Regions from separate parts of the Mus musculus genome. Here region 1 is linked to region 2. The links are chromatin loops, found by intact Hi-C in ENCODE. Cell type or tissue: left cerebral cortex. All regions are shown on one strand. Each heading gives the region's core, and the rest is flanking DNA. Links, peaks and the distances in the headings are about the cores only.

Region 1 (8,155 bases), core at 2,688-5,187, 61 kb before region 2:
CTTTTCTTGCAGACTGGTTTGGCCTAGAGCTGCAGCTGAGATCCAAAGAGACAGGAAAGATCTTTGTCAGCACCGAATTCAAGTTCTATAACTGCAGTGCCCACCAACTGTAAGCATGCTTCAAAAGGAGACTTGTCTGGGTCTGGATGTGGGTATGGGGTTCTACTTCTTCCTTCTAGGGCAAGACTTGTTCAGTAGTAACATTGAAGTCTCTCTATCAGGGCTGGCACATGTTAATTTAAATGGCAGTCATTCATCTCAGCCCCTAATTTCATTTCTTTGGCCCCACCCTAGTATACCATCTGAAGCAAGGATGGTAAGAAGAGGGTCCTGACCTAGAAGCTGTAAAAAGAGGCCTTCACTTCAGTCACTTGGCAGTGGCTTTGAAGGCAGGGATTGCAGTGGGTGTGAAAGAGTCTGCTATGCACACAAAGGAGAACAGGTTTAAGAAGCAGCCTTTCTCAGTATCCAATGAGAAGGCCTGTGCTGGAAGAGGCCAAAGAGGTTTTAACTTCAGTGTGCAACATATCCCTCCTTAATATATGTTATGAGCAGGACAGAACAAAAGGAACAAAAGGTGGAAAATGGCTAGAGGCAACTAAGGCAGGGCAAGGAGACTGAAACAGAACTAGATAAAAATGACCACTAACCCACTAAATTTTAGCCCCCAGATAACCCAGCTTGGGTATTACAGACTTTTTTGAGTGAGGACCTGTCAGCCTTCATAATCTAAGACAGTGGTAACAGAATCTATTGTTTGTGAGATAGCAATCCAGTGTGAAGTCACCACATTCAGTGATGTATTTCTATATCAAGGAAGATGCTGTCTGTCACAGGCAGCAAGTTTTAGCAGAGTTTCCTTGACAGCCAGGATTCTATTTTATTTCTCAACATATCTTACCCTTCTCTACTCCTGGCATTCTATTAAATGTCACAGTATCAAGTTCAGTTCCCCTCCTTTTTAGTATGGTAAGCTGAGACCCTTAAACAGTAAGTGTTCCAGTGAAAGTGATAAAATCAGACAGTAGAAGACTCAGGTTAGAAACCAACAAATACCATTTCTTTTAACCTAGACTATATTCGTGTTCTTCTTGTTGAATCATATATATTCTCAAAAATCTATTAGTGATGGAGTACATGAAATAGCATTGACTCAAACTCAAGAAACAAAGTGATTTTAGAACATGACTGACCTTGGGTGTGCATGGCTAGAAAAAAGTCCTTTCTAGGGTGTGTATGGGCACAGTCACCTCTTCCTTGGTCTTACTAGCCTGAGACCCCTGAATGGACTATAGTCCCTACCACCCAGACTTAATAAGAACCCCACCAGGTGGCGCCAGATTGCAGACTTATTTCTGTTCATAACAGCTTAGTATAATTCTGAATACAGAAACTGAGGAAGAGGAAGACCAGAACTCTCAGTACATTTCTATCACAGTGGTCTGCACACACACAGAGCCTCCAGATGATCTCAAAAAGAAAGGAGTGCTCTCTTTGGGAAGAGCATATACGCCATAGGTATTGGTTATTTCTCCATGCTAGGGCCATTAGTGATAAGGGGCAAAGTTACCATTCAAGAATGTAACACAATATAGAAACCATGAGTGTTGGGAACCAAATTGCTAATAGTCAAATGTTATTCAAGTTGTTGAAATAATAGGTGATTTAACTTCTTGGAAATAATGATCACATTTAACATTCTTTTGAAAAAACAAACAAACATTTCCCATATATTATCTCACAACACCAAACAACCCTGAGGACCACACAGGAATGTTTTGGAACAGACTGATGAAGAAACGTCAATGCACAGAGTGAGTGACTTACTCAGGTTGCCATCAGAGCTGGCAGCAGAATCCATAATACCAGATCTGCCTGAACTCTGCCTCTCTGCTTTTTCAGCTAGCTGCTCTGACTGATAACTCATAGTATACTGGCATTAACTACCAGCAATAAGAGTTTTAGAAATTTAATTTATAGTATTTACCAATTTCCATGGTTTCAATGCTTCGACCATAGTCAATTTCAGTCCATTAGAGTAAAATTCTAGCTTGCAAAATTCCTGAAAATATAAACCAGCACACTACTGTTTTGTAGGTTAAAGTATTCCCACTGTTGTTCCAGTTTATTGCTAAGTTTCTGGCCCCATGAACATCTCAGATGCAGAATCCACATTTTCAGCACTAGATGGTCCCCTAGTTTACCTTCCCAAGAGTGAGATGAAAATGTAAAGATAACAGCCTTCCTTTATGACAGGCCCTCTTATTCTCTCCTTGCAGGTGCCTGTCCTGTGTTAACAGCGCCTTCCGCTGCCATTGGTGCAAGTACCGTAACCTCTGCACACATGACCCCACTACCTGTTCCTTCCAGGAAGGCAGGATCAATGTTTCAGAGGTAAGAACATTCTCTGTGGCATGACAACATTCCCCCAAAAGCAGTCTCCTTGCATCCTAAATGGTCTGTCCAGTGGCTTAACCATCTCTTGTCCTGTCCTATTTTGGTCACCTTATCAGAGATTCTGCATGTTATAAATAAATGATACTATAAGGTCCAATAAAGTAGCAACAGAAGGCCCCCAAAAGAGGCTAAAACTGCTAGACTACTAAGACTGTATTCAAGAGTGTAAAGGTGATTGCTACTTGAAACTAAAAGCTCGGAGGAAGCATACCCAACAAATAGACTCCATGCTCTGAGAGACTGTAATGAATGCTATCTATTCTTTGAGCCTAGCTCTTTGCTTGGCTGTAGACTTACTGTGCTTCAATAGAACATTCACTCTCAACCATTTTTTCATGCCAACTTTTCATCCAACTCTAAAATTCAATGATTCTTTGACTCTGATGTATTACTGGGTGGGTGGCCTTGGAGACAGAAAGAAATCCAGCTAGCAAAAAGCACCGAGCATTGCCAAAAGTCCTATTATATTATCTAGTTGAAGCTCCTTCCCTAAAGTCTGACCTGCCTTTGTCATTGATACAGTAAAATATCATGTTCATCTTTGCTGTGAATATTCCACTTAATACCAATTATTCACAAAGCTTGTGTCTCTCACATTCCTGAATATGCCTCAGCTCCATGAAGCCTGCTTCTCAATTTCCCATTCTTTTGTCTATTTTTTCGTGCCCAGGGGCAGCCAATTAGAACTAGACAATTAGTACCTTGTACACACAACTCACACCACCACCACCACCACCCACACACACACTTTTTTCAGTATTTTAGAAAAACTTGCAGATATTAAGGAGTGACTGTGAAATTCTCATATACTACTGTAGCCTTTCTAGGTATATTTCCCTCCTGCACTGAACTAGAAGCTGCTTAAAGCAAAGGCCACGTCTTATTTTTAAGTCCTAATCCTTTATCAGTGAATGTTTGTAGAATGCACACATGGGGAAAATGGTGAACAGTGAATGACCTCTGTACCTAAGTGTAAGTAATGGGGACTGCTACTCGTCAATGGTATTCTAAAATGAATTTCTTGGTTCTCCCAATTTTTACAGTTGTGCTGGTTGTTTGTATGGCTAACCATAAAGTAGACCTTGAAGTGTTTGGAAACAGATATACCTGACACTCAACAGCTCACCCTTTCTGAAATGATCTGTATTATACAAGGTTTTTAAAGTACAAGTAGTCTGTCTGAATTGAAAGGAACAGATAGATGACACCACAACTAGTATTTAAGACAGGCCCACCCACACCTGCCTCAAAATAATAGAGCCAGATATCCAGTCCCTGGGACAATCTAGATTCTTTTCTTAGTCATTGGGCATGCCAAAATGCTACATTGATCTTAATGGATCCTGGGAATTCATTCCAGGTCTGAGATTCTGCAGGAGTTTGAAGCCAGCCTTCTTGGGATAGGGGCTTAAGTGCAGAAGGTTTGGAGCAGGAGCTAACACAGCCTAGGAGCCAATGAAAGAATGGCCATGGGGAGCAAGCCACTACAGAAGAGCTTAAGGGCTAGGCAGTGGAAGGTTAGTAATCACTGTCTTCAGAAAGCAACCTTCACTGTGGCTACTGAAGTTATGAAGTTCCTTCATACACTGGAAGAGGAAAGCTGGAACCCAGGAAGAAACTGGTGCAAATCAGGACAAAGAGCAACTCTGTCTCTGGAGGCTGCCCTTTCAGGCAGATAGAAATCCAGAGCCAAGACTGAGGATGACCTGCAGCTGGAGCAAGGGCAAGCAGATTGTCATAGGGAGCAAGACAAATAAACTATGGTGGGGAGGCCTGAGGACTGAGCCCCAGAAGAATAATTTGAAGCAGGCCCAGCCCCCTTCACCCCTTCACTGAAGCATAGTTCCTCTTGAGTAGCAAGTGGGAGATTTGAAAGTCCAGAGAACTGCTTCCCTGCTACTCATGATTAAATGATCAGCAAAAGACCTTGGGGGCAAAAGCAGACTTACGTCTCCTGCTCAATCTAACTTTCATTTTTTAGTATCCATGTCTTGGGTGCCTTGACCTCTTCTCTCCATCTTCTCCCCATGTCCCCATCAGAGGGCAGATGCTCTCTTGCCCTCATTGCATGCTGGCTGTTGGCACAACACTAGAACTAAATGGAATCTGTGAGCGAAGCCCAGAATCCATCCAGCTGCTGGCTTGACTCAGCAAAGGAAGTGGAGTGTAGTTTCCTAGCACAGTGGCTAGGGCCTCTTTCTCAAAGTCCTAAAATACAACTGAATCTTTTAGCCACAGCTGACAACACATTTCTTCTTAGTCAGTGGCTTACAGGCTCATATTTTTTTTTCTATTCAAAGCTCTGCTTTAGGGAACCTCATTCCCCAAAGTTCAAAGAATAACAAAATTGCTTGTGCACAGTTTGGGTAAAGTTGTTTTAGAGACTGTAAATCCCTTAGATATCTTTCTAGGGTTACTAGGATATCTTTTTACCAGTTCCTTCAAGCCCCTCCTCCAACTTTGAATCAAAATTTCATGCCTGTATACTTGGTAGAGGCAATGTATCACTGATTAGCACCGCCAATTAGCACCACCGATTAGCAACACTGCAACAGTCACGCCTCATGTGTTCATAGTTCTGCACCTGTGGCACAGTTCTCAGTGTGCCTTCCCAGGACTGTGCCATCAGCATCACCTGCAAACTTGCTAGAAATTCAAGTTCATGGGTGTTATCCCAGATGAAGCTAAAGAATGAGAACCACTGACAGATGGCATTTCAGTTGACTCTCTAAACTGAATGCAGTTTCACTTAACTCTTATTTGACATCTATAGTAACCAAGAGGCCAACAGCTTGGAGATATTTCCCAGAGCTAAGGGAAATTAAGCATCCAGGAAAATCTGATTTATTTGCTCTCTCAGATAATTGGGACCTGTGAGCATATTGGTCTCTGTGGCCATGGTTATGCTTGTAGGCATGGCTTTGGTCTGAAGTCTTGCTATTGGTCATGAAAGCTCAGTTGTGGCCAGACCACCACAAATCTATCTCCAAAGATACTTCCCATAAAAGAGTCAGAAGGACTATACTTCAAAGGTTCATCTACCCACATCCTTCCAGAAGCTGCTAAGCCAAATCCATGCTTAAGCCTGACAAGGAAAAACTGACAAGCTGGGCCAAAGCACATGCAATTCTGCAATAGGAGTACACTAGCTTACATCTACTGCATATTTTCATGTGTATGTTACCTTGTTTGTGAATAAATTTCTTTTAGTCTTCACTATTATTAAGCTGATTTTGTGACAGACAGAATTGAGGATGAATATTCCTGATTGTTGGTCAAAGAAATAAGGATGTGAGAACTCAGCCAAAGTGGTTTTGAATAAGCTTAAATTTCCTGACTCTGCTACATTTGTACCTACCCAAGAAATACACAACAATCATATTAACCTTTGTTAAAACAGCTTGTTACCACACAATCATTGCATATCCCTCCTTTGTTAATCTAGTTGTCAGATATGGCTGACTCCATTTTGTACATGAAAAAGCAGAACTTCATCCAGACCATCTCTCAATCTCTTTGAAGGTGCTGAGCTTCATCTTCTCTACGCCCTCCCTCAGAGCCCCTTAGCTTTTTGACAGGCTATTTCCCAGCAATATGGTGTTAGCAGGTAGTATACAGGAATATGTACTGCTGCTAGCCTTGAAGGCTCATCTCCCCCCGCAGCTGACACAGGCCTAGCGAGATGTAGATACATAAATATCTTTTTTACACCCATCCCAAGGGGAAGAGAGAACCAAATAAATCCGATTAGCTTACCAGGAAGCTAGCTGCTCTCACTCTTTGAAGTCCAGTGGGTGAAGATAATGCCATTTCCACATGGAAGAAGTCCTTTAGAGGACCAACAAGTCCTCCGCACTGAATTAGGGGAATCCCAACTAAAGTGAATGGGCATCAAGGCAGTCTCCCTGGCTCTTACAGGGCCCTGGGGTGTTCTCACACATCTGATCACCTACATTTAAACTGAAACACCTGCTGAAGATGGTTGACTGCAATGTGGAGTATTAAGAGGAGATAAAACGACCTAAGGTTTTTGTTGGGAAATCTGCAGTATTTGATCAACTTTGATCAACTTCCCTCTCTCCTTGCTTTCCTCCTCCCTCTCCATTTTCCTCTCCCTTCCTCTTTCACTGTCTCATTTCATCCCATGATTTTGCGTGTGTGTGTGTGTGTGTGTGTGTGTGTGTGTGTAAAACCAAGTGGCATAGGAATGGCTTTAGATGGGATCTATTACCTTTCCAAGCCCCAGCTGTATTGACTTTCCAGCAACCCTGAGAGTTCTTGGCTGTCAGTTCTTCTGACTCTGCCCTTTGTCTCACCAAGGCTATTTCTATCCAAACTCCTGTCCTTCACTCGTGACCTCATGGATCCATCTCACAGACCAGGTGTGAATCTGATCTGCTTCCAAAGATGCAGATTGTGAACTTGGAACACCAACCACTTCTTTCCTTTACACTGGGAATAGAAGAAAAGTCCTTTATTATGTGGACCCAGAGCCACTGCCAAATAAACAATGTCCAATGCGTCTTCTTGCTACTAGGTCAGTCTTGAGCAGGTTTAGGCATTAGGGAAGAGCCTATTCATCATCTATAAAACTAGTTTGTAAAAACCTAAAAGAGCACAGTTTTCTAAAATTCTAGACTGTTCTTCGAAAATATATGACTCATGAACAACTCCTGCCCATGACTTGCCATTCTCTAAGATGGATGCTCATTGGCACATATGAGCATATTCAGTTATCATTCCACAGCCATAGAGGACAGGGACTGGTTCCAGAACCTTTACAGATTCCACGTTCCTTCTCTTTAAACAGTGTGATATTTTCATAAAAGCATACACAGCTTGTCTTCTACCTTAAATGGTCTCTAGGTGACTTAGAACCTATCACTCTATGTCAGTGCAGTATGAGTAGCTGTTTTCTTTATTTGAGAAGATATCACAGTGGGGACCCTGTGTGTAACTACTATATGTATAACTTTTGTTTTCCAAATATCTTTTGTCCTTGGCAGGTGGAATCCATGGCTACTGAGGGCCAAATAGGGGGAGAATTTTTGTCCTCAAAGCTATAAAGGATGCTATAGTCTTCTTTGCTGACTGGAGACATCATACTTCCAAACGCATATCTTTAAGATTCTAGACCTAGGGCTAGAAAGATGGCTTAGTAGTTAAGAGCACTGACTGCTCTTCCAGAGGTCCTGAGTTCAATTCCCAGAAACCACATGGTGGCTCACAACCATCTGTAATGGGATCTGATGCCCTCTTCTGGTGTGTCTGAAGAAAGTGACAGTGAATTCACATATATAAAATAAATAATAAGATTCTAGGCCTCCTGAAATTTAAATTTGTTCTCTGAACTCACTAGAGAAACAAGAACTTTTTACAGCAATTGATTCAAAATTTGAATCAATCAATCAATCAATAGCTACCTATATGTGTGTCTGCCTTTAAGTTTGTACACACATGCATGCATATACACATGCACACACATAAATACATACACACATACATACATATAAACACATACACACACACACACACACACATACCATTACACATCAGACTTATTTCTATCATAAAGTCTAGCCTGTTAGATTCTAGCCAGATTTTCAGCTGCTGGCTGGATGTGCTTCTTTTCAGAGGTATACCTGGGTTTCCTAGGTTTCCTGGATATAAATCTGTGAAAGACTCTGTCAAAAGTGCC
Region 2 (8,155 bases), core at 3,323-5,822:
CCTTCCAGAAGGACAGTGAACACCACCCATCACAGTGTGAGCTCAGGACACAACGGGCAAGGAGAAGGTGGCCCTTTAAGCTGAGAGGCTTGAGCCAGATGGTTCTGCCTCTGTGACTGCTGCTTTGCATGAAAATTCATTTGATGTATATTGGGAAATAATGAGAACTTTATTTAATTTTTTAAGAAAAAGGGAAAAAAACAGAAATAAAACAGAAACATAAATCCTCCCTGTCCATCCCGTCCAACTTTTGTTTAATTTGATTTCTATTCCCTTCTTAGTAATATTTCTCCTTCCTTCTGTAACATCTCTTTCTCAATGTCAGAAAAATACCTGAGAGATGCTGAGTAGAACCAGTATGGAAATGCTCTCCTCTCCCTTGAACTGAGAGGAAGGAGGAGAGGCAGGAAGGAGCAGAAGTTCGTACTAACCATTTGGCAAATAAGCCAGGAAGACCTGAATCCCACCACAGCCAGATGCAACTGAGAACTTCAGGCCTTTGTGGAAATTGCAGAAGCTGATCAGATCCACCTGCTAATAGGAAACTGCCTTCTGTGCTGTGCCCTTGTGTATCCTCATCTCCTAAGAGGAGGAAGTACCCAACAAGGACCTGTGAGAACACCTTTTCTTTGTTTCACTTAATCCCAAGCCTCAACAAATGAGAAGTTGGTCCTTGGTACTTTTCCTTTTGGTTTCCCTAGAATTGATATCAGAAACTGAAGAGATGAGGCTTTCATAGAACAGCCACCTCCTCCTTAAGGACTCTGAAAAGAGACCCACAAGCCAGGCACCTGGGGACTGCACAGACCAGGCCTCCTAGGTCTGAGCTGAATGGGGAACATGGGTGTTTGACTTTGGATTCTACTCAACCATCCACTAGTTTACGGCAATTAAAAAGAAAACAAACACTGTTTACAGTAAGCAATACTTGAAGAGTGTAGGTTTAAAAAGCAGCAGTATTTATTATTATATTTTCTTTTCTCTTGTGCCTGGAGAGGGGAGGCCAACCTTCACTCATAACCAGAAGCCCCTGACCAACTGGGCATCTGCGTTTGCCTCAGTAGAAATGACCATCATCTCTGTCTGTCATGAAACCATGGATGTGAAAGTGTATTACTTCTGAGAAGGCACCTGTTCGTCCCTCTGTCTCCTGATACCTAATGCCATAGATGGCCAGCCTTCCTGAGTATAGCTTCCAAGCAGAGGCCAAGGCTCCATCCTTGGGCCCAGAGGCAAGCTCTGTTGTAGCAGGACAAGAAATTCAACTGGTAAGCCCTCAGGGAATTTAGTCCTCCTGCCTTGGGATGACCCCTAGCAGCCAACTCCAACAGCTTTGCAATTAGCATCTGTTTCTAGGGAGGAGGACAAGAGGATGACAAAGGGTGGGCATGAGGGAATGGTGAACATATGTCCCCTAAGAAGGCATAAATCTGTTTTTTAAGGGGTCAGGAATGCCAGACTGGAAAATGGGGCTGGGAAATGGAGCTAACTATCCCAACAGAGACTGGCCCTGGGTTACTTCCTTCACAATTAACTCAGGCCTCAGCTGATTTTTCCAGTTGATTCCAGTATCTGAGATTCTGCTCACCAGATCTGACTGCCTGCACAGGGCAAAGAAGAAAAGCCAAGAAGGCGGCTTCCATGGAATGTATATATCTTCAGATAGCTGTCTCACATATAGCTGAAGCTGTCTGGGCTGTTCAGCTTGTTTCTTGCCTGAATGCAACTGACAAGTGGAGAGAGAAAAGCATTCAGCAAAATACTCAGGAAACTTGCTGATTTTATGATGATTCACAACCAGCCATGCCAAGGCCACTTTTCTTCTGATAATCTACTCATGTTAAAGTTTTCGGGGCCATATTAATATCCTGGAAAAAAAAAAAAACTAATGACTGGCCTTTCACACCAAGCCAAAGTGTTTGCTCCTCATATCACCCAAAGCTTATCATCTTAGAACTTAGAATTTTGAAAATGAAAGAAATGATATAGTCAAAACAAGAATAGGAACAGAAGACAGGATAACTCTGGCTCGCCTTTTTTTCCATCTCAGCACCGTTAAAGACTTTCTGAGCAGCTGCTACTGCTCAGGCTGATGTCGAGAGTGCTGTTCATCAAGAAGTAAAAAAAAAAGAAAATGTTTTACATCCCTTTCAACAGTATCTTACCCACACCCTTTTCAGTGTGCCTACCTGGTATATCCCAGCAGCCACTTATGGTACCCGTTCACTGCCTCTGGCATGCTTCACTGAAGATGTTTGGAGAGTATGGAGAGAATGATGGGAAGAGAGCAAATCAAAGAATGTAGATGAAGGGAGAAGGGCCAACCTGAAAGATAGTCTAGACACTTTGCTAAGGATTCCATGAGTTGGACAACTTGGGCTGAAAAAGAAGAGTGGCCAAGGGGCACAATTATAGAAAAACTAAGGAGGAAAATTCAGCTAGAGAGAGGCCATGCCATGCCAGGAGGGTGAGTTATTGTAGAGTCTTGCTCTCATTTTAGCTTTCTACCTATCATTCCACCAGTTCTTTGCTTTAGTTTACTAGTCACTGATAGTCTACTCCCTGGTGGAGAGGAGAGAAAGTTGATTGGTCACTGTTCTTGCTGTTATCCAACTTGAAGATATTTTGGCCTTTTGTTTAAAAAGAAAAAAAAAGTTAAAGCTACCACCCTTCCCCTCAAAAAGCCATTTATCTTTGGGGAGGCATGAATTCTCTCTTAAACCTACCTAGCTTTACTTTATTTCATTGATCTACACAAAAGGCAATTCTCTAGGAAAGGAATAGGACTGCAGAGGGTTTGGCAAGACAGAGTTCTAGAGGACTGTATTAAGATTTATCCCTCAACTGAACAACACCTCTTGCCTTCTGTGTGGATCAGGCACTTCTGTGTCTGATGTTCTACCTCTTTCTGTGGTTTGAATCTCAAAATTACTTCTGATCCCTCTTTCTTTATAGAGTGCAGTCATTGAACTCATGGGCACACTGTGATCATACCGAAAGAGGGAACTGTGTCCTTCACTCATTCATTTGGAGAACAATCCTAAGTACTAATCGTCTGCCAAGTTCTTAAAGGTCCTACAGACCAGGGTGAATAAGACCTCAAAGGTCCTTCTTTCAGCAAATGCAGATTCTCCAAGCTGCTAGACCTACCACCAATATAGCAGCAGGATGGTTTTCCCACCCTCCCCAGCAGAAAACACTAGGTGCATAGAAAATGGGGTGTCATTAAGGAAGAAGGCTGACCCCCCCCCCCACACACACACTGCTACCACCTCTTTAGTCAGCACAACCTTGCTGCTTATGCTCCTGACCTTCCTTCAGTTCTACCAGGATGAAAATAGAAATTAGCAGTTAAGGCCCCTGGGCCTGCTGCACATGAGATAAAAGCAGAGGAGGCTGCTAGCAGTCCTGATACAACAAGCAGAGACTGCTGGAAGCCTCTAGCTATCCAGTTCTCAGACACTGCACAACTGCCAAATCTGTAATCTCACCTGCTGCCTGGCAATACTAAGCTGGCAGTTACTCAAAAAGGACCCTTTCCAACCACATTGTGTCACAGCTAAGAGCCCTGAATCCTCGACAAAGACAGTGAAGAATTGAGATACAGAGGGCCAGGAGGGTGAGGAAATGCAAAGTGGCTTCAGGGACCTAGGGCATGGGGCAGATCTTATGGTGGGAAGAAGGCTGGAAGAGGTGGTCAGGTCCTCCTGATGCCTTGTCTTAGGAATGTGCTCATAGAATAGTGGCATCTGTTTCATACTCCATATCTCTTTTCCTTCTATCTTTTCTACTCATTCCCTAGAGTGAAGATTTAGTATCTAAGGCCCAGTGACACTTATAATAAAAAGTAAAATTCTCTTGGTACTTTCTAGCTAGTCTAGGGAATGTTACAAGAGACAAGCAAGGCCAATGCCTGTCAGACAGGCCTCAACACAATAAACAAAATAGAGAGTCTCCTGCCTTGCACAGGCTCACAACTCACTCTCCTCTCCCATACCATCTCCCCAGACTGAGCTGCCTCCTCCCTGCCTCTGTCCCTAGGAACACAGAGAAGGCAGTAAGAAGCTTCTTTGAGACTCAGTCAAGGTCATCATTTTGACACGCTTGGTCTCCATTTTGACATCCACGCATAAAGAAGTGTGGTCCCCACCAAACAGGACCAAAGTTCCTGAATGTATGGGAGAGAAAGGGACAAGCTCTTTATGCAGGCACATGAAGGCCTTGAGCCAAGCTGCCTCTCCTCATCCTCTCCTACTCAGACCTTTCCCCATGACACACTGGAATCTGTATTATATCTATTTTTAAGAAAGTACAATGCTGGTTGTCTGGTTTTGTTGTTTTTACAGGTGTTATGAAATAATAAGAAAATGAAGTATTTAAAATGTTCCAATAAAGCGGGGTTTTGTTATCTAATATATTATCATGTACCTATTGTAAATATGAAACTCCTATTTTGCAAGCCAAGGACACAATTTGTACTGTTGTTATATATAAATAAAGATTACTGGATTAAAAAAAAATCTTAAATCTTCATATAAGCACAGTTATTTGGCCACATGGGTATAGAATAATTTTGGGGTCTATACAAGAAGCAGATAGTCAGAAAGAGCAACTGAGTTGCTGTGAATGAATCTGAGAAAACTGTGGAGCCAGAGCTTATTCATGTCTAGCCATCTTCATCACACACGTGCATACACTGCCTGCTCCAGGCATGTCAGTGGATGAACACTGCCCTCTAGCCCCAGGACTTCAGAATACAGCTTGCCTCTGGGGAGGCTATAGGCTCCTTTCCAGAGTGAGTTCTTAGACTAGTGTCACCTCTCTCCCCAGGACCAGCCCTTCCAAAAACAACACTCACTCATGGATTAAGTGCTAGGATGAAATGTGAATGAGAGAAGCCTGGCCCTTGCTCCTACTGCTTAGGATGATTCTGAGGGAGACTTTCCGTTAAGCATTGAGATAGATAGTGGTGTTCATATTTGCTTCAGAAATTAAAAGTGAATAAAGTGAAAGATGCCAGATGGTGAGTACTTTTAGATCCAGCCCAGGGGAGGAATATGAAGACAGCCCCTGATTGGGGAGTTGTGAACAGAAAAAAAAAATGGATCTTAGAAGCAGGAGAACTTCCACTGTTCTGTAATGAGCCTGAAGAGAAGAAATCTTCAAACTCCCTCTAAACTGAGGGTGATATGACCCTCCCTTTACCCTTATTTTCCTGTTTTTATCCTGCAGTTCGGTGATGTGTGACATTTTCACTCTCTTACTGGTGAGATACATTAGATGAGAATGACTCAAGAACCTGTCCCAGCCAAGTGTACTCAGGAGTTTCTCATCCTTTTCTATTAGAAAACAGGACCAGAAGGACTTTCTGAGAAGCAGGGTATCCCTGACTTTGAACATCCAACACACATAAAGAACCCTAGTACTCATTAAACAGAATTTTGGAAACGAGAGCATTTTAGTATATAGATATTCATATATATATATATATATATATATATATATATATATACATACACACACACACACACACACACACACACATATATATATATATATATATATATATATATATATATATATATATATACACACGCATACATACATACAGCCAGGGAGTACTGGGATTTTAGGTATATACCACCTCAACAGGCTCAAAGAAATAATTCTTGAGATTTTCTACCCAGTACTCAGCAACTGGTAGTGCTTTTTATGTATTTGTATTCCTGTGCATTCATCTCTCACTCCCCCTCTCCTCCCCTGAAATGAAAGGACAGTACAGTGCCGAGGCCTGAGTGGAAACAGTGTGCACTGTGTTCAATACCATAGCTTGTCTGAAGGGCATATCCCCATTTTGTCATCCTCTGCTGTCCACCATGTCTATGAAGGTGTGACACACAATACAGTAGCCCTGGTGAGCTAACACCGGCTTCTGTTACTGCCTGCTCATGGACTGACCTTGCACCTAAACCCAGGTCTCAATGGCTAGAACTCATTTTCAGCTGTAGTTATAGTTTTTTTCAGAGTGATTTTAATGTGTCCAAAGCTAGTGGAGTTCCGTGAAGTCAGTTTGTCCAGTTGCCCTTAAAGGGCCTATTTCAGGACAGTTTCTCGTTCAAGGATGTCAGGCATAAAGGCAGGTTCTGTAAAAAGACTTCCTACTCATAAATTTAAATCATTCATAGTCAGCATTAAAATGGTGTTTACAATGAAGATAATTGAAGGCTCAGCAAGAAATAACAATCCTAAAACATTTAATATTACTTAGTATTTAACACTTCACAGCTGCAAAACTCTAGCCTCAGTACCCCAAGATGACACAGTTCCTTCTCATCTGTGTCAAAAGCATCCTGAAAAAAAGACAAAGTAAACCAAAACAAAAACTAAAGTCAGGTCAGAGCTGGTGTGCCTCAATCCCTAGCATGGGCTCTGTCTTCTTCAAAGAAAGATTCTAAGAACAGCCATTTGTACTATTCTATTTCCCATATCACCTAAACCCAGGTCTCTTAAAGCAAATTGTCTTACAATATTTACAGCTTTGTGAGTATTTCAGAAGACAGATAAAACCACAAACAACTGCAGGATCAAACTCTCCAGGAGGAAAGGGCAATTTCTAGGCTGAATTCTTTTCCTGGAGCTAGTTCCTTCAAGTGTCCAGTTTAATGACTACATAAATTATATCTGTCATTTTCTGAGTACTTCACTTACTTTTCAAGTTTGTAAATCTGTGCACCAACAATTCTAGATCTCTAGAAGATCTAAGAGAGAATAGCTATCTCAAAGCTATTAAAATGCATCATGGATTTTAAATGTAATGAAAAGCTTGCCTAAAATTGCCTCCATTCTTTTAATAGATTTGGTAATTTTTTAAGACTGTAATATTATTTTTTAAAACACTGGAACCTGTAAGATAATTCATCAAGTTAAAAAACAAAACAAAACAACCAAAAAAAAAAAAAAACCAAAAACCAAACCAAACCACTTGCCACACAAGCCTCTTTTTTCTGATCTTCGTGTGTGACTTGGCACACATGTGTTTATATACACATGTCATATACATACATACCAACAAAACAAAAATAAATAATAATAATTTTTTTAGAGTAAGACATAGCTTTTTATTGGTCTAACCTGGTCTAATCCACATGCCTAGTGACAGACTTGGCCAGTTTTCTCCATCTGTCTCCAGTCTTCCCTTTGTTGAGAGCTCCTGGTTTGACCCAGGAAAGAAGATTATCATGGGCAAGGATGGCAGACATTCAGTTGGGACCTGAAGGGGTTCAGTGTGATAGAGATATGTGGCTGCTGGGCAGAGGGAGGATAGTGCCCTGCACAGCTCCTGCTTGGACAGAATGGGAGGGGTCAGAAGGGAAGAACTTTCCCAGCAGCTCCCACTGTACCCTTCTTGCCATCAGCATCTCTCCCTCAGCTTCCTTAACGTTTCACTCCAGTTAGACCTTTTTCTGCTCCATATCTTTAATTTTTTTCTGCTATTTTCTGTTTGTCTAACAGTTGGTTGTTAATTACTTCCTTGGACTGTAGAATAAACATTCTTCCTACACCTTCATACGTTAGTCTCATCTACCAGTGTCATAATCTCCATGTCCATAAATTGTGCATGCTTTTTCTTTCTGTTTAGCTGTTCAATCTGTATGTCTGCAAGTTTCACCTTCTGTTGAGTATCAATAGCTTTGGCTTGAACCTCTGTGAAGGTCTTCTTCAACTCCAGATTCACAGAGGGTGCCATATTGGAGCACTCTATATGCCTGTACTAGAGGCTAACCAGAAAAGGTAATAATAATAATAATAATAATAATAATAATAATAATAATAAATTTTAAAGAAAATACTCCCCTCCCCATGAGAAAATTCTTCACTTTTGGTCTGCTCGTGCCCACTCAATACAGCTCCTAATATTTCTTTCAACTAAACTATGGATTGTCACCCTTATTGAATGCCATGTATAGTCCATTAAAATCTGAATGGGGAGGATTATGTTAATAAAGTTATATGAATATACAACAACTTCAAGTGGAGAAAAGGAACTGTAACCAGTTCGCAGTGATTACACAAGAAGAAAATTATGTGCACAATTTGTTTACCAAAATGACAGATTAGATTATAATCAGTAGTATTCAATAAATGTGGAATATTT

Evidence for each region. Hi-C counts contacts between places; a loop is a spot of excess contacts. Peaks named below come from ENCODE experiments on the same cell type or tissue, not always from the same donor. Only the 100,000 strongest peaks of a DNase experiment are listed, where the experiment ranks them.
Region 1: it touches region 2 in a loop (2.2-fold over the local background); 16 of 42 quality-filtered maps call a loop at or near these places.

Annotation. Positions count from the first base shown.
Region 1 is chr1:194,752,041-194,760,195 of GRCm38, forward strand. It overlaps Plxna2 (plexin A2), which reads left to right. Exons shown (of 32, transcript NM_008882.2): 8 at 13-109; 9 at 2,280-2,394. Among named protein-coding and RNA genes, the nearest start is that of Gm46202, 36 kb to the left of the region's middle. In left cerebral cortex, for the core only: no CTCF peak of the experiment used is centred there; DNase peaks (open chromatin) are centred at 4,184 and 4,608.
Region 2 is chr1:194,812,343-194,820,497 of GRCm38, forward strand. Plxna2 (plexin A2) reads left to right here. Exons shown (of 32, transcript NM_008882.2): 32 at 1-4,527. Among named protein-coding and RNA genes, the nearest start is that of Mir3962, 5.6 kb to the right of the region's middle. In left cerebral cortex, for the core only: a CTCF peak has its summit at 4,741; a DNase peak (open chromatin) is centred at 4,732.